Linked DNA regions of Homo sapiens: regions 2 and 3 are each linked to region 1. The links are chromatin loops, found by intact Hi-C in ENCODE. Cell type or tissue: gastrocnemius medialis. All regions are shown on one strand. Region 1 has its middle 680 kb from the start of IGFBP3. Region 2 has its middle 690 kb from the start of SNORD151. Region 3 has its middle 280 kb from the start of SNORD151.

Region 1 (8,000 bases):
AAACATAGTGCAGGTACAGTAAGAATGTGATAGTATAATCCTATGAGACCACCAAAACGTGTCAGTGGTGCATGACTATATATAGCATATGTAAATGTCTGTTTATTACATATATATTCCTTATGTATTATATATAATCGATATGTATATGTATAAACTATGTGTATATATAAAAATTATGTACCTATATAATTCTAATAGATAAAAGTGTATATATTATGTATTATAAAACATATACATATATAACTATATATGTTTACATGTTTATAAGCAATTATACCTACATTATATTATAAAACTATATACATGATGGAAAAAATATATAAATATACATGCCATTTATAATTACTGAACAATGAATTTTTAAGTATTTACTTCCTGGGCAGCGGAAGGGCAGAACTGAGAGGAGATACAAGTTTTCAAAAATTCCCTAATGTGATGTAATGAAAAAACTTGTGTGTTAATTAAAAAATGTCCTTAAACTTCTCAGCATGGAAGCCATGTGGCAGCAGGCCCTGGCCTGCGTAAATCACAGCTGCAAGATTACTGAGTTTCTGGATTTACAACAAAGCAGACCCAGGATGACGACAAAAGCTTTAGAATTTCAAAATTTTTAAAAAGCCATGCTGAGACTTTAGCAAGAGAAGGAAACATACGAATGTCCAGAAACCATATCTGGCCCCACAGAGGACTTCATCAATACTAGCAGAGAGCAGAAAGATGGGGAGTGCAAGGGCTCAGAGAAAACAAAAATAAGCCATTCTCAGAACTAATTTATTTTAAACCAATCAATCAAAGTTTTCTGGAGCCCAACAAACCACCTATACCACATCCTGTGCATGATATTTTATTGCTAGATTTATGTGAATGGAATGAACACAGGGTCAGACTTAAAGAGTAAGGCCCTGTTGCAAGAAGCAGGATGCTCTTTGATTTCCTCCCAGGGTTTGAGCAGTGTTGCAGCACCACTGAGATTGATTGGGAGACAGGAGAGCTCCAAATAGCTTCAGAGCAGCTGTCAGCTTCAGTCTGTCTCTGCAAAGACTCACTCACAGAAAGAGAGAATTAGTATAGACGCTCCGTAGCTCTAATAGTTCATGTTTCCTACTTTGGAAATAATTGGTATTCATTGGAGAGAAATACGTAAGTAATGATGTGAGAAACTAAGCAATGTGAAAAGTGGTCCCCATTGAAGTATGCTCATGATAGTCAGCTCTACAGTATTTGATGAACCACACACTCTTATTTTATTGCTCTTCTTTTTCTTCATTCGGTCAGTATTCTGAGAATTTGCTATGTGCCAGGCACTGCTACAATTATTATACATACAAAAACAGTTAAGACATGGACTCTGACTTTAAAAATCTCATGGCCTGATGAGGAATGCCAATCAATAAGTAGATAATTACAGCACAGAGTGATCAATGGATGCCATAACAGAGAGGAGTGCAGACCACAGCAGGAGGAGAGGAAAGGCATCCCCTGACTTTGAAGGCCCTCTTCCTTAATATTTCTTGGTGTCAGCATCTGGTTCAAAATCTCTCTATCCTTCCTTGCCTATTTTTTCTTCCTTCAAAGATCATTGAATAACTTCATCTTAGAGTTTCATGAGATATATCCCCATTTTCTTTCTGTCTTTTTCAAAATGACCCATCCCATGGTCCTCATCTCTCAGGCCACGCTTGTAAGATAAGGCAGTGTCTGGTGGGAACATTTCTTAGGAGGTCAGAAAAACCAAGTAAGATGGGCTGGGTTGATTTCTCAGGAAGGCTGAAACCATAGAAAGACACTGTAGGAAAAAAAAGCTACAGTTGCATTTGGGGAAGTTGTGCAGAGCCAGGACTAGATAGAAATATGTTCCCCAGATTAGAAGTCAGGAGAAGTAGGTACAAATTGAAGTACAGAATGAGGTGTAGGTTTCAACAAGTGGTTCAGAACTGAGACCACAATGTTCAGCAGATGTAAAGGTTATGTCTTTTTTTTTTTTTTGGAGACAGAGTCTTACTCTGTCGGCCAGGCTGGAGTGCAGTGGCATGATCTTGGCTCACTGCAACCTCCACCTCCCAAGCTCAAGCAATTCTCCTGCTTCAGCCTCCCAAGCAGCTGGGATTACAGGCACGCACCACCATGCCCTGCTAATTTTTGTATTTTTAGTAGAGACAGGGTTTCATCATGTTGGCCAGGCTGGTCTCGAACTCCTGAACTCAGGTAATCCACCTGCCTCAGACTACCAAAGTGCTGGGATTACAGGCATGAGCCACCACACCTGGCCAAGGGTTATGTCTTTAAATGAAGTTGGCTGTCAGGTTGATGGGCGATGCTCCAAGACTAGGCAGAGTTTGGAAAAATGATAAGAGTTGTGCCATAAAGGATCATGTCCTGGTTGTTAGTCAGTTGTAGGTGTGGTTCCAGAGGTCATCCACAGAGGGGCTTCAGTTCTGATTCACCCTCTTGAATCCCATTCTGCTACTGAAACACTTTTAGCTGTAGGGTTGAAAAGGCACCAGGGTTCTCACAGGCACGAGGATAGCTGGACCTCGTCATGGTTCCCATGAAGATCCTGCTGATGACAGCTGTAGATAAAACCTGAGAGAAGTGGGGCCAGCCAGGACTGGTAGACTCTTCCACCTGTACACGGATATATTCCATTCATTCTCTCCATAGCTCCTGATTGCACAGGCATTTAAGGAAAGAATTGTGTTAATGAACTGAGACCTACATGCCATTAAAGTGTCCACTAAAATGGGCAAACCACTCACTGAATATATCAGGAAAAAGTATTATGGTCTATATTAGAAGACCTATTCAATAGGATAGTTTGAATTTTATTTATTAATTAAACAAACACTTATTGAGTACTTCTTATGTCTCTAATCATCTAAGGCATGGAGATACAGGAGTGAAGAAAATAACACAAAACAGGGGCTAGGGAAGACATATAGAAACATGAGTAAATTGTTATTATCTTCTGAGAAGTTTGATAGAACGGGTGTCATTTTGATTTTAGGGGATCAGCTTTTTGACTTCGGTGACTACCCCACAATCTCCCTCCTATTTCAGAATCACAGACTTGAGTGCCTCTTGAGGCTCCCCTTGTTCCCAAGGGCTTTATCCAAATACCCTGGTTGCAGAAGCTGTTTTAAGAAAGTTATACTAGTTTATACCTTCTAGCATATTCTTCTAGAAGTAGAAGACAACTGGCTATTTGCTTCCAATAGAGTTAGATTAAAATAAAATCTTGACTTTGGAATTACAGACCTCAGTTGGAAACCACGTTTCTTTTTCTTTTGGCAGCCACTTGACTTAGTTTCAGTTTTCTAATCTGTAAAATAAACATACTGTTAATAGGTATCTGGCTGCACTGCTATAAAGTTAAAATGCAGCAGCTAACATAAATACATTCTGTAAAATATAAATCACTAGTCAAAACAGGGCAACATTAACTGTCATAATTAATAATAGCTTGCCTAGTTATGTTATCTTTGAAAGAGGAAAAAAAGAGAGATGCTTCCTTGCAAAGGGAAGGGCCTCTACACACATTTCAGAAAACAGACGTTTCTAAGATCAGACATGGAGTGTATCTTTCAGCTCCCTGATAAACACAGCACAAGTAAGAACAAAGTGCCTTCCATGGCTCCTTATCTGCTGGCGGAAAATGTATGCTGATTGGTTAGGAAAGAAGTCTTAAATGTTTAAAGCCATCAGTCACATGTGTGTTATTTTTTAAAAATTAAAAACATGAAAAACATTAATTCAATGCATGTTTATAGAAAGTCTACTACCATTGTTTTTGTGCTAAAGTTTTAGAGAATATGACCCAGTTACTATTTTCAAGAACACACAGCCCCATGAGGGACAGAGCCATGTAAACAGTAGGAAGCACCGGCTGGCGGTCAGAGCTCTCCTGGGACTGGGTACGCAATGTTCTCAAGCCGCTGGCTGCTGACTAACGGGCTAGAAGGGACGAGGTTCGGGCTGCGAGGAAGGAAGGCATTCCCCAGAGCAAGGGCACGGATCCACGCCTGCTACTAGGCTACTGTTCTGTAGTCAGACCAGGCGATGCTGCTGTGTGGAAAGGGTGAGGGAGGATGGAGGTGAGGTCAAGGTCAGGAGATAGACTTGTGATTTTTATTTATAGGTCAGAGTTTCTCAATTACATTCTCATACTCAGAGATGGTACAGGCCCATGGGTGATGGGGAGGGGGCCAGCCTTGTGCACAGTGAATCACATAGGACCCCAGTCCTGTTTATAGACACCCAGAACAAACAAGTATTACTCATGACAATCTATCACATGTCATTCTCACAGTAAGTCTGTTGTCCTCTTGGTGTGCCGGTCCTTAGAATGAAACACGAATGTTAGGCCAAGAGACTGTGAGTACTTGAGATGTGAGGAGGGCATTCTTCCAAGAAGCTGGCTTCACAGTGTCCCTGGACCAGCAGCACAACATCACCCGGGAACTGTTAGAAATGCACATTCTCAGCTGGGCCTTTACCTACGGAGTTGTCAACCCTGGATGGGCCCTGCAGTGTGAGTTCTAGCAAGCCCACGGGGGACTCCAGTTCTTGCTCGACTTCGGGAACCTTTGTTGGCCTGGTGTCTCCAGCCTCAGACATCATAAGAATCACACAGAGTGCTTGGAAACAGGCCTGCCAAGGCAGAATCACCTTGCAGAGGCTGCAAATGTGGCTCCTTGACCCCAGATAATCCATTCCATCAGGCAAGAGGCCTTGACCAGGGAATACCTGGGAATTGTCCAGCAAGACATTTCATACTGCGATATCCACACCCCTCCCTGCAGATGCCCATTCAGAAGACAGGCTGGTGTGGACATGCGCAGCACCAAGCAGGACCCCACACAGGCCTTCTCTCTGGTTGGAGGAGGCCATATGCTAGCTGTGTAACCTTGGGGAAGGGGCTTAACCTCTGAAAGCTTGCTTTACTCTTCTGTAAAATAGTCACAATAACAGCAACTCCCTCCAGGGTTTTTATGAGAATGAAATGACTTCATGTGGGACAAATTCCTGGTACTTGCTGAGGATTCATAAACGTGAAACATTATCATCAACATTATAGCATTATATTACATAGCTCTGATTGGTGATCAAATAGGCCACATTTATCAAACCCCTATTACTCCCACTATGGCTGCTCCTGCTACTGTTACTGTGAGCCTTGTTGCTCCTGCTACTACTGTTACTGTTACCTACCAGTGCTACTATTGCTGCTAATACCACCACTGCTACTAGTACTACTAATACTGCCGCTATCACTACTGTAATACTATTGCTATTGCTGCTGCTAATGCTACCACTAATAGTGCTGCTGTTCCTGCTCCTGCTACCACCAGTACTACTAGAACTGCTGCTTCTGCTATTGCCATTCCTGCTCCTACTATTGCTACTGCTAATACTACTGCTACTGCAGCTAATACTGCCACTGCCACCACAACTACTACTAGTGCTATTGCTACTAATGCTGCTACTAATGCTAGCACTAATATCACTGCTACTACTGCCACTGCTACTACAGCTATGGCTGCTGACGCTACCATCACTATCACTATTACTACTACTGCTGCTGCTAATACTGCCATTGTTCCTACTGCTATTACTACTACTGCTGATGCTGCTACTGCTACTATTGCTACTCATAGTATTATTCTTTGCCAATAGCTGGCATGTGTTTTAGTAGAAAGAGGAAATACAACTGTAGAGAGAGATGGAGAGAGATAGGACTATGGAGTCAATTAGACCAGGAAGAAGTGGGGAGGCCTCCCTGCCAAGGAATGCATTTAACCAGGAAACAAGCAGAGGATTTTTGAGGAAGAGATAATAAACAGCACCAACAGGAGCACAAGAATGTGCTTAGAGGGCTCTTTCTCCGGGAAGGTGGTCACCTTTTATTTCCTCTCCTTTCTTCCCCTGGTCCTCACTTCTGGCTTTAGACTCTTACCAACCCACATGGATGAGCCGGGTGAGAGGTTTAGCCTGGCGTGCCATTTGCAGACTAAGCTGTCTGCGTGGATTCTATTTGAGAGTTCATTAATTTTGTGACATGATATTAAGGGTCCTTGTCATCCTAGTGGAGTCCATGGCCCCACTCAGGTTATGCTCTCTGTCTACTTGTGGCGAGAGTTTACCAAATACTAGGTGAAGTACAACAAAGGAAAGCAGGCATCCTTTTATCAAATTTACTGGGCACTACCGTTTGAATTTTAAAGAAATAAACATTTCATATGTATAAGCACCTAATAAAACATGGTATTAAGTTGTATTTTGCCAAATTGATTTACTGAGAAAAATTTAGAATTGATCATGGCAATGTTCGAAAATGTCTCTTTAACTACATGCCCTTTCATTTGGAAATATTTTCACTTTTAAAATCTTTGCTAATTTGGTGTTTAAAAATGAAGAGCAATTGTTACTTTCACTGGTTATTTTGCTTGCTGGAGAAGTTGGCTAGTTTTTCTTATGTTAATTGTTTCTCTTCTATGAAATGTTGATTCCTACGCTGTTCAGATGTGGATGCTTTGAAAGCGTGAGGAATCCAGGCTTGAAGTCAGAAACTTTTGTTTTGTCCCAGTTCCAAGATTTGGGGTCAAAAAAGGCAATATAATGTAACCCTGAATCTATTCCTAGCTCTAAGGATCACCTGAGTGGCATGTGCAGAGATGCTGAATAATTAGAATATCAAATACTTGGTCTAGAACATGAACTAGCTACAGGCCTGCCTTCCAGAAGCCCTTGGAGAAGATCAGTCAATGAGCAGATGAGCTGATTTCAGTGGGCCTGGGGGAACTGATGATGGAGGTCAGGCAAGGGTGGCTAGGGAAGCTCAGGGAGGGCTCACAGTGCTCACTCCTGGACCCTGGAAGGTATGTTTGACGTTTGCTTCTTTGTTCACTCATTGAGCAAGTCATTTATTAAAATAAATACCACAGATTTAGCTTCAGGACAAGATTTCCTTCAAGTTTCATACCTGTCTACTATAAAATCATTTTTCATAAATGTCACAAATTTATCCTCCTGCAGTTAGGTTTCTAAGACAAAAATGCAATGGTTGATGGTGTCTCCTTGACTTTTGATAAAAGTGATTCAAACATTTTTAAATAAAATCTCTGGGGGGTGGATCAGCAATCTTGGGCTTGTCTGTACAGCAGGAAGATGGGTAGGTTCCTCTCCAGCTGGTTTTTTAAGCAAGCAGATCGTAAGCGGATTGGATTTCACAATTGGAAGCATTCTGGAAGAGATATGGTGCATGTTTGTAAGAGTCACCAATCTTTTAGGTCACATGGCTGGCAAAGAAGCAGACACCACTGTTCTCTGTGAGCACATCTGGGAATGAGTTGCTTCACTCCTGGAGCTTCGTGTGTTTTCTTCTCCTTCATAAGAAGCTTTCAACATAACCTTGAGGGGCCAATAGCCGCTCTCCACTTCTCACAGCCCCTTTAGCGTCTGATTTTCCTGCACTGGAATCAGGGCCCCCAGCACATTTCTGGGAAGTGCACAGATCTAGATTCCAGGCCACCACCTGCTCCTCAGCAAGGATCACTTGGCTTCTTTCATTGTCTGTGAAGTCCGTTCCCTCCTATTTCCCAGCTGGGACGAGGATCAGCTCAGGTCTATAAACTGGGCAGCTCTTTTTGGGACATCTCCTTTAATCTCAGAGAAACTGTATGAATGAGGCATTGTTGTCCACATTTTACAGATGAGGAGACCCAGCCACTGAGGCTAGATCATCACCCAGGGTCACAGGGTGACCAACAGGGTACATGCCAGAGGCCGGCTGTCAATTACCCTATCCTGCGACTCCTCCCTACTTCCTTCCTGGTTCACAGCTCCCAGGAAAAGTGATGAGAGAAGCTAGGTAATGGGAAACAGAGATTTTCAGGCCCTCTCCTTTGGAGCTGACTCCCTTCCTACCTCCTTTTTCCTCTCTCTCTCTCTTCCTCCATGCCCAGCTCTTTCTCCTCTCTCTCTCTATCTTTCTCTCTGTA
Region 2 (8,000 bases), 170 kb before region 1:
TTAGTGAGGTCATATTATGTTGAATGGACTTGATGCTTGTGGATGTTTGTTGGTGTCTGCGCATTGAAGAGTTAGGTATTTACTGTAGTCTTCACAGTCTAGGGTTGTTTGTACTCATCCTTCTTGGGAAGTCTTTCCAGGTGTTCCAAAATACTTAAGTGTTGTGATCTATGCTGTATCTGCATTAGGGGGCACCCAAAGTCCAGTAGTGCTGTGGTTCTTGCCGACTCATAGAGGTATCACCTTGAAGGTCTTGGACAAGATCTAGAAGGAATCTCTGGATTACCAGGCAGAGTCTCTTGTTCTCTTCTGTTACTTTCTACTACACAAATGGAGTCTCTCTCTGTTCTGAGCTGCCTGGAGCTAGGGGTGTAGTGACATAAACACCCCTGTGGCCACCAGCACTAGGACTGTGTTGGGTCATACATGAAGCTAACACAGGACTGGGTCTCACTCAAGGCTTGCTGGAACCATTCTTTGGCTACCATCTATGTTCTCTCAAGGCCCTGAGGCTCTACCACCAACAAGTGGCAAAGCCAGCCAGGCCTGTGTCCTTTCCTTCAGGGTAGTGAGTTCCCTGGCCAGGTCCAGATATGCTGTCCAGGAGCCAGGGATGAGAGTTAAAAAACTTAAAAGTTTACCTTGTGTTCTATTGTACTGGAGCTGTGCTGGCACTCAAACCACAAGATGTAGTCCTTCCAACTCTTCCCTCCCATTTCCAAAGGCAGAGGAGCCTCACCCCATGGCTGTTGCACCACAGGCCCATAGAGAGTACTGCCAGGCTACTGTTAATGTTTCCTTAAGACTCAAGGGCTTTGCAGTCAGATTATGGTGAATGCTGACTGATGTGGGACTCACCGTTCAGGGCAGTGGACTCCTCTTTGGCTTAGAGCAGGTCTAGAAATACCATCTAAGAGCCAAGGTCTCGATACCTTGGCTCAGGTACCCAAAGAGCCTGTTTGACATTCTACCCCGCTGTGGCAGAGATGGTACCTAATGTGCAAGACAAAGTCTCCTTTACTTGTTCCTCCATTTTTCTCAAGGAGAAACAATCTCTCCCCATAGTCACCATAGCTGGGAAGGTTCTGAGTCTCACCTGAAGCCAACAAGTTTCAGGATCTCATCCAAAGCTCATGACATGCTACATAGGTATCAGCTGGTTATTTAGGGTGCAGGGGCTCTTCAGTTAGCCACTGATGAATCTTGCCAGGACTGGGTTCTTCTCTTCAAGGGGGTGGTTTCCCTTTTGTCCCAGAATGTGGCTAAAAATGTTGGTCAGGAGCTAAGGCCTGAAAAGGGGGCCTCATGACTCTGACCAGTGTCCTATCCTGCTGTGGCTGAGCTGATATCCCAGATGCAAGACAAATTCCTCCCCATTCTTCCATTTCCTCTCTTTAAGCAGAAGGAAGGGGTCTATATTGGAGCAACGAGCTCTGCAGCCTCAGGATAGAGGAGGGGTGGAACCAGCACTCCCTTAGCTGCCCTGACTGGTGTCTCAGTACATCATGTACCCCTCCCCGCCCCAGTCCACTAGCTCTGAACTGAGTTCAGCACTAGAACTTGCCTAGGAGTTGCAGACCTTGTGGCCTAGATGCCTTTCAAGTTTACTTAGTGCCCCAGAGCACTCCAGCCCAAGGTGGCTATGCTTGCAGGAACTCAAGTTCTGACTGACAGGATGGGTGATTCCCCTCTGGCTAGGGCTGGTTGAAAGGCTTTCTCTGTAGGTGGGCATCAGCTGAGTTTGGTCCAATTTTGCTTTCTGCTATAACAGAGCAGCACTGAATTAAATGCAATGTCTCACACTTGCTGCACTCTCCCTCTCCCAAGTGGACATATTCTCTCTCCATGCTGCAAAGCCACTGCCAAAGGATGAGGGAGGGGAGGCATAGATGATTCAAGACTGTTTTTCCTACCTCTTCAGTGCCTCTTTCAGTGATATGAAGTTAAAACCAGATACTGTGAGTGCTCACCTGATTGTTGGTTCTTATGAAGGTGTTTTTTTGTGTGTAGATAGTTGTTAAATAGGTGTCCTTGTTGGGGAGATGATAAGTGGAGCATTCTATTCTGCCACCTTGCTCCACCTCTCCCCTCATTATTCTTTTTCATGTATTCTACATCTTAGTTACACTCATTTTTTTAGACGTTCCCAAACTTTGCTGCCCCCTTTTGTTCATAGATGTTCTTGCATCCACATGGCCAAATCAAGAGACCCTTTCTCCAGAGTCTTCCATTTTCTCTTCATTAGAATTAAACATCTTTTCCTATCAACTTTTCTGGGACACAATGTGTTCATCAGGTGTTAACATGTTAGTTTCATGAGTTTGTTCCTTGAGTCACTACATCTTATTTATTGTTGTATCCTTTAAATGCATAACAGAACTGGTAGGCTCAGTGAATGTTTGCTGCATTGAATAAGCAGAAGAAAATAATGACAAGTTTGCCTTCTGTTAGAGGAAGAAGACATGTATTCATAAAATAAAGGCACTAGGAGACAGCAAAAATAACGTAGTCCTGTGGTGATAATCATGTACGAAGAACATAATGTATATCATGTACCAAGAACATAAGGTTGTGTTTTGTGTCATAAGAAAAGGGGAAGTTCATTTGACAATCATTTATTAACCATTTGTTTTGTGCCAGACATAGTGCCAGGAATAAATCAGGTATGATCCCTGCCCTCATGGAACAAGGTAGGAGATTAATCAGTTATTCACCTTATTCAGTAAATGCTCATTGAGCACCAAATGTTAAGGTAACAGCCTCTAATCTGATGGAATTTAGGAGTCCTGTGGTTTAAGTAGTCATTATATATTATTGTCAAGTCCTTCATACTAGAGGTAAGATTTTTGGTGACCTTGAGGTATTTTGAAGTTATAAAGAGGGTTGTTTCTCTTTTATGTATTTTTTTTTTTTAGACTTAGAATGAACAAACTCAGGACTTAGAATGGAGTTTGAGAGCAAGGAGAAGCATAATCCCTCACTCCCAGAAAGAATTGGAATTGGGACAGTTGAGTCAATATTGTTGCAAGTGTTATAAAGCAGAGGCATGTACTTGTGAAGAGCATGATATGACCACATGGATCATCCGGGTTATTGTGGACTTTGGAATCTAGATGAGCCATGATAAAACAGTGCCTTTGGAAACATTGGTTTTATGTTTCATAGAATGTGCTACACATAAACAGTGTTTTATGCACGAAGATCAGTTGTGAAATAATGAGCCATGAGAGAATGTTTCAGACAAATAAAATAATAGTCCTTGAAAACACATTGTAATGTATGATTATGAAATTTGAATAGTATACTATGGAGTCTTAAAAGCTGAAGACTTAAGCAGCTTAGGGACATAAGGCTCTAATCTCTATTTGTGTGAGGTTGAGGAGGATTTGAGAAGGAAGTGAAAGCTCCTAGCATGTCCCCATTACCAGTCCCCTGCCTGTCTCTCCTATCTCAACTCTCATAGCAATAGAGATCAGATTTTAAATTTTGACCATGCCCAATTAGTTTAGTTTCCCAAGGTCATCGTGTAATTTCTACCATAGATTATCTAGTCACATCTCTCCTGAGATCACTTTCCCATTTCATAACTAAAAACTCTTATTGAACATTTAGACTGTTTTGTGACTAACACTCTCTAAAGTCTTTTCTGATGTTCCAGGGAATAACTGATGATGCTGAATCTGTATTCATTTTTACCCTGTATTGAATTATATCATTAACATTCTGATACCCTATTGTAACTATTTGTTTATATATGTTCCTTGCTCAGTAGAATATAACTGTGAAGACAGGGATGTTTTCACTGGGTGAATTTTTATAATCCCAACAAACAGCATAGTGCCTGGACAACTGGAAATCTCTCCCATTTGTTGTATAAAATAATAGATGAGTCGAAGCTGGGATGACCAGTTTTGTTTTGGGAGGGTGAGTGTTGGACAGTATACAGATTTCTTGGATGAGCTTGTTTGTAGAAATTCAGGGCTCATTACAGTTACAGTCTTTTGAAGAAATTCATTGTACTTTGAAAAAAAGAATTGGGCATACCATAAGACTTTCACATCTTGATAGATAATTAGTTCACTTTAGATGAATAAACAACATTATCAAATGATATTGCTTGAATACATTGATTTCTGGAGTCACTTTTGGCTCAAGAAGATTATGGATAAGTGGATAACTTTAGGGAAAGATACAATACCCAATTTTGGGGGGAGGTTTGCTAGTGATCAGTAGAAAGAGTAGCACAAAGGAAAAAAATCATAGTTATGAGACTTCTTGCCCTGTCATAAGCATCCCAGTTGTAATGAGGTTCTATTGTTGCTTACAGAAAAGATATTCCATGGTAGGGCTGGATGCCCACGCAGGCCAATGGCCAGCACATAGGGAACAAGTTGTTCTGTTCTACTTGCTTCATGTAGCTTTTCTTACTCCAGTGGAAAAAAAAATCCAACTAGGTGAGAGTGTATAACCAGAGACAAGCTGCTTATTAGCAATACAAGGAAAAGTAATTGTGCAATAGAGTAATGACAATGAAAATTAGTGCTCATCCCCAGGATTCAAGACCATAGCCACTCAGAGATCACAGGGAGCTTCACATGCTGTCTATCACAGCCAAGCATTTACAAGCCAATATTAATATAAACAGTGCACTAAAAAAGAATGTAAAACTAGACCTATTATGTTAGATCCTGGAAAAAAGGATCTTGGGACAGAGGGCAAGTGTGGACCAATCAAAAATTCGACTTTTGGAAGAGTTATATTTTTCTTTTCTTTTTTATTGGGTTTTTAATGTTGTGTGTAACTAAATAAAATACAGAAGGACTAAAGGAGTTTTGTTCATTATTAATCTATTGAGAAAAATACATGATATGTAAAAAAGATTTAATGTGTATCTTTGATACTTCTTCCAAATCCATGTATTTATAGGAACCAATGAACCAAGAAGGCAGGCAGACTTGCAAGGCCCTCATTACTCTTTGCTATGAGAAGGCTTCAAGTGGGCAGCCTATATTTTCTGATACAATTATTCTTTTTTTAATCTCTTAAAACACATACATCACAGACACACAAGAACACACACCCACACACACACTCCTCAAAAGTAATGTGAACATTCGTTAACACAACTTTCTGTCTTCCAGTTTGTCTACACCTAGAGCATAATCCTCCCTCAATATATTTGTCTCTCTGTCATCATCCTCAGATGGACTTAATGGTGGAGGAGTTAGTACCAAAAGCCTCATGCTGCATTCTGGAAGTTTCACCATTAGCCCAAAAGGGAAAAAAGAGTAACCTCTATGTCTATCCTAGAGGCTTCCTCATTGCAGACCAGACCTATGTGTAGACCCTGAGCATGCCTGCTGCCGCTTCGCTTCACCAGTCCTAGAGGAGTGAGCCATCTGCCAAACAGCATCCTTTAAAAATGTCCCCTTTTACCCTTACCCAAACCCTGATCCCACCTACCAAGCTCCATGCAGCCAGCTGGAAGGCTGACTATGGAGTGAGAGAGAGAGAGAGAGGAAGGGCTGGCTTGGATTGAGCCTCCCTCTTGTTTACATTGCATTACAATTCTTTTAAAAATTGGGGTTTTATGGTATTTATAAATATTTTATTGATTGATTGATTTGAGGCAAAATCAACATGTCTTTCTTTCAGCAATGGTTGTGTGAAGTCAGCTGTGTCAAGGTGTATCCCCCTGTAGGGGCTCCCATAAGTTAACACTCTACTTCTTCAGAATGAAATTCTAAGTCAATTACTTAATGTCCACTTGTAGGCTTAGTTTATTTATCTCACATTCATTTTATTACAGACATGTTTTAAATGCAAGCTTATAAATGAGCATCTGAGCAACTGTGAAGCCGATTTGCTGTGCACTGGTTACCAACTTGTCTGAGTTTGGTGAGACAGAACCCTCAAGCCCAGAAAGTTACATGAAATGGATTCATTAAGTACAGATTGGCAACATGTGCCAACAGAAGCCTAGGATCCATTGTGAGCTGGTCCCCCAAAGCTTGAGAAAATTGCCCAGGGCAGATGGTGTCTCCTCTTTATGTGCCCCATTTGCACTGCAGCTTAGGGATTCTGAAAGACAGCTCACCCTGGATTGTATACTCTGGGGCCTTGTGAGCTGGGCTAAAGAATTGAAGGACATCCTACTTGGGGGAAGAGGGGCCGGAACAGAGCACAGATTGTTCTGGCCTGCTCCTTGCTAATTTTAGAATGTTGCATTCCCAGCACATACTATAGTTATTCTTGAAAACTACAAGCAAAACAAAGGGAGAACTAGGTTGGTCCAAAATCCCCAGAAAATGGTCCTGCAGCAACCACATCCCATTTTATAGACACCAATCTCATTTCTCTCCCACTGTGAGTAAGCAGGATTACAAGGTCCTAGAGCTTCAGAGCTTCTCAGTTTTAAGTATAGTATATTTTAGCATTCCTGGCCCTAGGATCCAGGCTTCCCCAGCAATTCTGTATCCATGAAGCCTTAATTCTGTGACTGTTATAGGCTACATTTACTATGTATTATGTATTTATTCATTTCCATGAAAATGAAACACAAAATAAAACAAAAATGAACAAAACTCTTTTTGTTTATTGTGAAGTGAAGCCCATATAGAGAAAATATAAAGTAAAAAAAAAATCCCCCAAACATGCTAAATATACTGATCAATAAATCATCACAGGAGAACACTCACATAACCATAACAAAGGCCAAATAATCAACACATTGCCAGAGCCTACAGTCTGCATCCCCTAGTTGTGTCCTCTGGATCACTCCTCTTTTATCCTGAGTTTTACCACAGTAGTTCAGTTTTGCTTGTTTCTAAACTTTATTTCACTTGAATAATACAGGATGCATTATTTTGTGTGTGAATTATTTTACTTAATATTATCTCTCTAAGTCCCATCTAAATTATCTTACATCAAGGCAGTTTGTTTTTGTGACCAAGTACTATCCTATTGCACAGGATAATAAATATTCCACAATGTACTTATCTATTCTATAAATGTCTTTAGATATTTGAGTTGGTTCCAAGATTGAGATGTTACAGATAACATTTGAATTAACATTTGTTTGCATGTTTCTTGATGCAAATGTGCATGCATTTCTCTAGAAGTAGATTACTGAGTCTTAGGAAATGTTTGCATTCGAATTTAGTAGTTAATGCCCAACTCTTTTCTAAAGATACTGTAATTAATTCTTCCCAAAGTTTCTTTGTCATCTTATTGAAAACCAGTTTTTCTCTAATTGATGTTTATTTACCACTTATAATTTATTTTAATTATAGAATCAAATATTTTAAGAGTTGTAAAGGAGTTTGCAAAGCAAGTAGCTGTAACTTTTAATCCTGTATGTGAGGAAACCAAAATTTGAGGACGGAAATAAAATTTCTAAGTATCCCTTTTAATGTAAGCAGCTTTCATCTTCTCTGCTAGATTTTATTATTCTTAGATTTCTAAGTACATTTTGTGAATTTGTAAGCAAGGCATTTTCTTTGTAGAACTTTACTCATTGTGATCTGACAAGGCTCATCTAGTTAGAAGCTAAGTAAAACATACATATACATTTATCAGTGTATTCCTCAGATATCATCCTAACACGTTCTTAACTTCACATTATATATGTATAACACAGTTTGAATTGCTTAATGAATAATTTTGTTAGGCTTTCTTGTGGCATTTTTATCTCACTTACCCATTGTTTGTTCTCCAATGTGAAAAACTCAAACTGTGGGAAAACCAATTATAATCATTTTCTTCAGATTTGTTTCTTTTCTGTACCTTGTTTTGTTATGTGGGCATATCACTTATGGAGAAATTGTATATATATATATAATATATATTTAAAAGTGGTTTTAGGACTTAATTAAGAGCAGTTAAAGTGTGGTTATAATGCTAAGAATATTTATTAATATAAGGGAAATTTAATTCAGCTTAACTACAAGCAAACTCTAGATTTTAGTTTCATGTTAGAATTAGATATTATAAAAAAACTA
Region 3 (8,000 bases), 580 kb before region 1:
TTGATATGTCGAGCTCAGGAGACTCTCTGAAAGGTTACCCAAGTTTCTCCAACTTTCATGCCAGAAAACATTCTGAGTGCCAAGAATATGAACTCGAATAGAGCAACACAAGTACTAAGTAAAAATGGCAAATGGGGCTAAAAGGTAAAATAATCTCTGTGTAACAGAGCAAGATTGGGATTAGAGATCTGTATGCAGGTATAATTTCCATCCCTGTCCTTTAGTCTTTATTCTTAATTTCCTTCTTTTAGAAGGGGAAAATTAGTCATTGAGTCTTACGGATCTACTTATAGTGTGTTATGCTTATGTCAGGAATGTCGTAACATGAAGGACTCATTACTTTTGTATTTTTAATTCCCTAAATTGTGAAATGTCTTCTAAAGAGTAAAGACTATATAAACATATTGTACATTTTAAAGAATATTAATAATAATAATTAACGCAAATAATTCCTATAGAATTCCCCACACAATACCCTTAAATATCTCTGCACACCTTTCCCCAGGTGTTCTAGATGCCTCCTCCTCTCCCACCCCAGAGGACCCCTGCTTGGGATTTCATGTTAATCACATTCCTTTGCTTTATAGTCTAATCTCAGACATCCACTCTTCAAAACAATGCATTGCTTAGTTGCTTAGTGGAGCCTACTGTGAAATTTATGTACATGGAATTACAATGTGTCCACCATTCTGAAACTGACTTTTTATTCAGGCAATAGTATGTGTTTGAAACATTGTAACTTGTTGATGTAACTGTAGTTTATTAATTTCTCTGGTTTGGTCTTATGATTTTTCTTAAGCCTGCAGATGTGGTGAGTTCATTTACTGGTATTGCTCTATGATATTTCATGTGCGAAGAAGATACCACAACCTGTTTATTAATTGTACTCCCGAGGGAGTGCTGGCTGTTGCCTTCCCTCCTTGGTTTCCAGTGGGCAGAGAGCCATTCTGCACAGCTGGCCGTCTCCCAAGCACATGGGCACTTGTCTCTTTTGGGTGGAATGACTGTGTTGTAGAGTCTGTATATGCTCTGTTCTGTTAAATTTTGTCAAATTGATTTTCCAGGTGGTTGGGCCACGTTACCTTCCAGTTGGAAGTGTAGGGGGGTTTCCACTGCTCCACATCCTCACCAATGCTTGGTTTCTTATTTTTTATATTTTGCCAGTTTGATGGTTCAAAGGGGCACTGGATCGTGGTTCTAGTTTACATTTCTCTGGTACTGACGAGCCCCTTGGGGATAACTGGAGAGACGCTGAGTGACAGCGGTGGTCAGAACTGGATTCTGTAGGACGGGGTGGGGAGGAGTAGAAGGCTGCAGTGGCGGGGGGTGGGGCAGACGTGGGTCTGGCGCACATTCTTTCTGCTTTTTTCTCATTTGTATTGGTTCCAAGTTCAGTCTCAGAAGAATCACATCAATTCTGACTTGTAATTCTAGAGATCTCTATTTTCCAGAAATTTTCTATGAGAATCTTTGAAGCTTGAGGGCTGTGATTTTTCTCCAGGATGAAGGTTAAACCCTGTAAATGTGCAGAACGTTCTCCTAACAACCCATTCCAGTAAATGGTGCATGACAGGTGTGTAGGGCACTGTGGGTGAGGCTGAAGCATCACCCCAGATGCAGGGGTACATTCCTAGGAGCACAGACATGTGAACATGCTTCACCCTCCACATCTGACCCTGGGACTCACCCACTTCTCTCTACTCCCACTGCTCCCCTGGTCAGATGGCCCATTAGAAGGCTCAGGGAATGGTACCTTACTTTCATATAAAGCTGCCTTTACTGAATTTGCATATATTAATGATAGTATTCCAGCTTGACTGAAGCTGGGTGTGAGGTTTGTGTCTCATGGAATTGTTCTGGGAACTTCCCAGAAGGCATGTGAACTCTCTGACAACATTATAGGTACTCAATAAAGAGTAGCTAGTATCAATTTGCCATGTCTAATTGAACAAATACTATGACTAATTAACATGCTAAATGCAGGAGGTATGGTGATAAATAAAACAGTGCCTTGTCCCCTGAAGCTTACATTCTACTAGGGGAGACAGCTGCACACGTGAAACATATGAAGACATAAGGCAGTTTCAGATAGTGGCCCTTCCAACAGGGAGAGCCAGGTGGCAGAGTGAAAAGGAGAGGAGACAGAGCATTCCAGACAGAGGCAGAAATACCTGCAAATGCTCCCTGGTTATGAGCTCTGTGTGTTCTGGCAACAAGAGAAGTCAGGCAACTGCAGTGATGGTGAAGGTTAAAGGTCATAGAGATGTGAGGCTCCACCAATCCCAGGTGTGGGCCAAGGCACAGAGAGGGGAATGCTCTCTGTTTGTGTCTTATATCAGCATTTTGTGATAGGGTTCAAAGTTATACTCTCTGAGGGCTCCCACTTCCAGATCTAACAATACGGTAGATGCTGGGGAGGCTTAGGGTCTTCCTTGCTCCAACCCAGCCTGGGCAGGAAGAAACTTTTGATGCCTGCCATGGGGCAACATTAGCAGCCTCAGCTCACTCCAGCTCTTGTCCGGTATCTCTACTTGCATCCCATCAGTGGGACCCCAAACAGCTCTGGGGACCCCAGGGTGCAGGAACGATGCCCATCATCATGCTGGGCACCATGCTGTGCTATGGAGACCCTGTTGTCACAGAAGTAAACCATTGCCCAGTGGAGGAGGCCTACCCCTTTCCTCTTCCTGTACCATCACTCAGTGTCTGTGGTCCCCACCCCTGGCCTGGGGTTCCAGTGAGTCGTGGGTAATACTGGGCACACATTTATGAGTGTTTCTTACATGTGAATGCCATATGTGCCCCAGTGGAAAAAAAAATAAGGACTCATTTAAGTTTTTTATTATTTGGATCTTTTCCTGACACCTGAATGATGAGCATTGGAATGTTCTCACCAAATTTGTGTTATATAAGGACTACTTCTTGAATGTAAGATTTCAAAGGATGCTGAATTAGAACTTTGGCAATAGCAAAATACTTTTTTCCAAACCATCCCAAACTCTCCATGGATGGTGGCTTGTTTCCAATTTGGAATGGCTTCAGTTGAAGATGTTTTTTGCATTGGTCTTTGTGTTCACAGTCCCTGGTGAAGGGGCTGATAGGCTTAAAAGCAGCATTTGGGGAGAGAGAGAGACACACACAGAAGGAGAGAGGTAGGAGGGAGAGAGGCAGAGCGAGCAAGAGAGAGCTGTACTGTGTTCTTTCTCAGAAAGTACCTGGCAGGCTGGAAGCAGCTCATGTGCCAATATTTGAAAACTATAAATAGAGTCCTTTGGGATTGGCTTACATGAATTGGTAGGAATGCCAAGCTTGGGAAGCTGCTGGGGCATGGTGGGGGGAGAGCAGGGAACAGTGTGCTATTCCTAGGACAGGTAACGCCTCTCTTTAGTGTAGTGGGGAGGGCCCTAGGCGGACTGCAGAGAGGAGGAGCTGAGGTACAGGTGCACTGTCAGGTCAGACATGTGAGCAAGTTGGTGAGAAAATTCATTTGTTCAGCTTCATACTTGGGAAGCAGCTGTAGCATTCAGGGTGGGAATTCTCAGTCCTGCTGCAGCTGCAGCACTCAGGGAAGGACTCTGGGGCCGGGCTGGGACAGGGCTGAGCAGGGAGCTGGATTGAGGGAAGTTTGAAATCACGGATCTAGCTAACTCTTCTAATTTGATGATGGGGAGACTGAGGCTTGGCCCTTTGTTCTTTTTCCTGCACCACTGCCAATCTTTCATGGGGTAAAGACCAATTTTAATGCAGTTCACTGAGATTCTTCTGCCCATCTGTGGAGGAGGTTGGTTGGGGGGCCTGGACACAGGAAGACTGCCGTCCTCAGCTCCCCTAAAAGCCACTGCAGCACGGGATGCCTGGACTGGCTTCTCTCCAGCTTCATCTCAGAAGATAAAATGTCAAACTCAGAGCTATCCCACGCTTGTCAAAATGCGTCGCAAAGAAAACTCACGGAGACAAGCACCTAGGCATTTGCTAGTGTTCAATACTGTTCATTTGGTCCCAGCCTTAAGCCACATCATCAGAGTGCTCTGGGGACCACATGGCTTTCTTTTATTGCAGTACTTTTCCTGAATGCTCCTAAAATGTAATGTACATTGCAGGGACATTCTAAGACAGAGCCCTGTAAAATGCATGACTTTGCTCGCCATGAGGACATCGGTGAGGCTGTCCTTGACTACGCTACATCATGATCTCTGTATAAAGACCTCAGGGAGAAACCTCTGACCTCTCTTTGACTTGCTGTGTTTCTCCTTGGGCAGCCAGCTAACCTTTATACTGCAGACTCAGGAAATGGTGCCACTGATTCCGTGTCCCTTGATGCACTGGTTATACAATCTCACAGCCCAATATGCCCCCTCTTCTCTGCAAGTGCATGGTTATACCTACTTGTGGTCTTCATCCTTTTTTTTCCTTCCTGGCCATTGTGAGTCTGTCCATCTATGTGAGAGCTCTGGGTTCATCCTGAGCCATCCTGGTGAGGACGGAGAGTGTTTGGAGCTTAGGTCCCACCACCAACCTTCTTCCCTTTCTTTCTCTCTTTTTCTTCCTTGCGACCCTTCTAGCATCTCACTTCCTTCCTTGCCTAAGAATCTCATCCTCTAACTGCCTCTGACTCACTCTGGGATGATCAAGCATCTTTGGGATCTAATAGTCCAAGGTCCCAGTCCCAGTTCTATTGCTTATTACTTGGGTAACTCTGTATTTGTGGTTTAGCCTCGCTGAGCCTTAACTTTCTGCCAAATGAGGTAGACATAACCCTACTGAGGGCTAACACAGGGGAAAGCCGTAACCATGGCTGATCCATTATGGTTGCATCAGAAAAGCCAATTTCCTTGTCAATCAATGCCAAAAGCACTCCCTTCTGCATTAATCAGACCCCATCTGCCCTGCAATTTGTTTCTTAGAATTCAGAACAAAACAAAACGAAGCACAGAAGCCTCTGGCCATCCCCTTCATCCAGCAGATGGCAGTCTCTGATCAGGAATCTCTTGGCCTAGCTGCCATGGGAAACTGCTGCCCTATAGAGGATTTGTCCAAGAAAACCCAAATAAAGAAATATTATATATTATTTTCTACGAAGAACTTGTGTAATGAAGAGGAAACACTTTCTCCCAAGCAACTGATGTGGATTTCTCTTAGGTTTCTGCAAAATGCAGGTGATAACCCTTGAGGTCGCACGCTTTGTTTTCCGGGTGCATTGCCAGGTTACAGGGCACACCTATGCTCTAAGAGATCCACGACAGCTAGGAGATGGCTTTCCCTTGTTCTTCCTGATTTTCATCTTGGTATTTTCTTAGAAAAACAACAAAAAAAAGGCGCTGTGTCCTTGGTTACTGTGACAGCTGTGACTGGGATCGTCAGGTGGGAAAGGGGTCAGGTTACTTTCCACAGAAAAAACAGAAAACATCTGGTGCTGACATGCTGATGAATCTTCCTTCAGCTGCTATGGAAAATCTGGGACTGGGGTGGGGGTGTGGAGGCATTCTGCTGGCTCATGCAGAGGGGGAAGCTGAGAGGAACTGGGCTCATCTGCAGGTAGCAGGGCCTGGCCCCCTCCTCTCCTCACCCTCCTCCCCTTCTCTTTCTCCTTCTGCACTCACACATGCATATTCTATCTTTCACTTTTTCTATCTGGATGCAGGGGTAGCCAGCCAAGTGGATTCCTTGTCCTGGTGGAGTTTATAACTAATATCAACAGGGAAATAGGATTTTGAGGCATAGAATGCTCAGTTACATCATCTGTTTCCCCCACAGTTGGAGTTGACATGCTCTGCGGTCTATGCAGAGTGAGGGACACCCTTCAGACAGTGGCTTGCAGGGCGGCTGTGGCACATGCCCAGCAGAAGGAAATGTAGCCTACTGCTTACATCCCAAGCTGCAAGGGGCTTGTCCAGCTTCTCACTGAGAGATGGGTTCCTGGTGTGTGTGTGTGTGTGTGTGTGTGTGTGTGTGTGTGTGTGTGTGTGTGTGTAATAGGGATTCCTCAAACCCCAGAAAGAGATGCAGAAGCTCTGTAGGCCTCCACCCCCAACACACACTCAAGAGATAGCAAATATCCTTTGCAGACAGTAAGACACCTCATCTTGGGCCCTAGCCATTCGTGCCAATTCTACTCCGTTTACTAAAATGGTCTAAAGTCAAGCAACGCACTAACTTGCCAGCATTTACTCCTCACTCACTCATCCATTCTCTTTTTTGTGTGTTTCTTATACAGCATGTGGGAAACACGTTTCGGGGTGGTCTTCAACCAACAATCCCAAGCATCTCTAGTTCATCTTCAAGACATGCAGATATTCTCTTCCTTGCCTTTTGCTTCTCCCCCAAGGATGCAGCCACTGAGTTACTGCACTGGCCCTGCCCATTACCTTCTATCCCTCGGGTGAGCCTTGGGGCTTCTTGCCCTTCCAGCCACCATTGTCATGCTTCACATCCTCTGTCTTCTCTGTCTCTCACATGCTTGTTCTTTGTTACGTGCTGTTGAAATGACTTTCCTACCAAGATTAAAGTCTTCCTCACTGCAGGAATAACTATAAACTGTAATCTCAGAGCAGAGAGGCCTGATGCTGGAGACAGCCAGCCCCCAGCAGGGAATGGCAGAACTCAGGACCTGTGCTTTGGTTCAACCTTTGCTTTCACCACACCAGGCTGTCCTGCAGAGGGAAGACCATGGGGCTGTCCTTCCAGTCAGAGTCCTTTCTCATGTTTCTTCTCTGTCACTAATCGGTAAGTCTAAATTGACAAAACACATAGGCTTTTCTCCTCCAAAACAAAGCCCTGCAGAGAAAGGTTTAATGAGAACAAGGAAATGAGAAGAGAGTCCCTTTTCTTTTCACTTTATCAGGGTCCTGTGAGCTCTGACTTTGCCACTCCCTGAATTCATTAGGGTCCTCTCATTCTGCAGCTTGGGGTGAGCCCCAGACAAGTCTAATGGTAAACTGTATGTGTCAATTCCATTCCCATGGTGTGTCCAGGTTACCCTTTTTTTCTGAGTGTGTCTGTGAGGGTGTTTCTGAATGAGATTGGCATGTGAATTTGCGGATTCAGGACAGTAAATTGCCCTCCTCAATATTGCTGGGTATCATCTAATCCATTGAGGGCCCAAGGAGAACAAAATGTGGAAAAAAGAGGAATTCTCCCTCCATTTTTTCTGCCTCATTGCTGAGCTGGGACATCTCATCTGCTCCTGCGCTTGAACTGGGATTTCCATCATCAGCTCACCTGGTTCTCAGGCCTTGGTACTCAGACTGAGTGATTCCATTGGCTTTTCTGGGTCTCCAGCTTGCAGATGGCAGATATGGGACTTCTCAGCCTTCATGTATTAGTCAGTTTTCATGCTGCTGATGAAGACATACCTGAGACTGGGCAATTTACGAAAGAAAGAGATTTAATGGACTTACAGTTCCGCATGGCTGGGGAGGCCTCACAATCATGAGGGAAGGGAAAGGCATGTTTCACATGGCAGCAGACAAGAGAAGAGAGCTTGTGCAGGGAAACTACCCTTTTTAAAACCATCAGATTTTGTGAGACTTATTCACTATCACAAGAACAGCACAGGAAAACCTGCCCCCATGATTCAATTACTTCTCACAGGGTCCCTCTGACACATGGGAATTGAAGATGAGATTTGGGTAGGGATACAACCAAACCATATCATTCTGCTCCTGGCCCCTCCAAAATCTCATGTCCTCACATTTCAAAACCAATCATGCCTTCCCAACAGTCCCCCAAAGTCTTAACTCATTTCAGCATTAACTCAGAAGTCCATAGTCCAAAGTCTCACCTGAGATGAGGCAAATCTCTTCCCCCTATGAGCCAGTGAAATCAAAAGCAAGTTAGTTACTTCCTAGATACAATGGGGGTACAGACACTGGGTAAATACAGCTATTCCAAATGGGAGAAATTGGCCAAAACAAAGGGGCTACAGGCCCAATGCAAGTCTGAAATCCAGTGGAGCAGTCAAATCTTAAGGGTCCAAAATGATCTCCTTTGACTCCATGTCT

Evidence for each region. A loop is a pair of places that touch in the nucleus more often than their neighbours do. Peaks named below come from ENCODE experiments on the same cell type or tissue, not always from the same donor. Only the 100,000 strongest peaks of a DNase experiment are listed, where the experiment ranks them.
Region 2: a loop joins it to region 1, with 3 times the contacts of the local background. A loop is called at or near these places in 4 of 110 quality-filtered maps.
Region 3: a loop joins it to region 1, with 3 times the contacts of the local background. A loop is called at or near these places in 2 of 110 quality-filtered maps.

Annotation. Positions count from the first base shown.
Region 1 is chr7:46,599,913-46,607,912 of GRCh38, reverse strand. No RefSeq gene overlaps it. Among named protein-coding and RNA genes, the nearest start is that of IGFBP3, 680 kb to the right of the region's middle. In gastrocnemius medialis, no CTCF peak of the experiment used is centred here; DNase peaks (open chromatin) are centred at 514, 3,982, 4,302 and 7,382; H3K27ac peaks cover 4,708 bases.
Region 2 is chr7:46,771,136-46,779,135 of GRCh38, reverse strand. No RefSeq gene overlaps it. Among named protein-coding and RNA genes, the nearest start is that of SNORD151, 690 kb to the left of the region's middle. In gastrocnemius medialis, no CTCF peak of the experiment used is centred here; a DNase peak (open chromatin) is centred at 4,355; H3K27ac peaks cover 3,985 bases.
Region 3 is chr7:47,177,361-47,185,360 of GRCh38, reverse strand. No RefSeq gene overlaps it. Among named protein-coding and RNA genes, the nearest start is that of SNORD151, 280 kb to the left of the region's middle. In gastrocnemius medialis, a CTCF peak has its summit at 4,953 (motif pointing right); DNase peaks (open chromatin) are centred at 4,650 and 4,950; H3K27ac peaks cover 3,643 bases.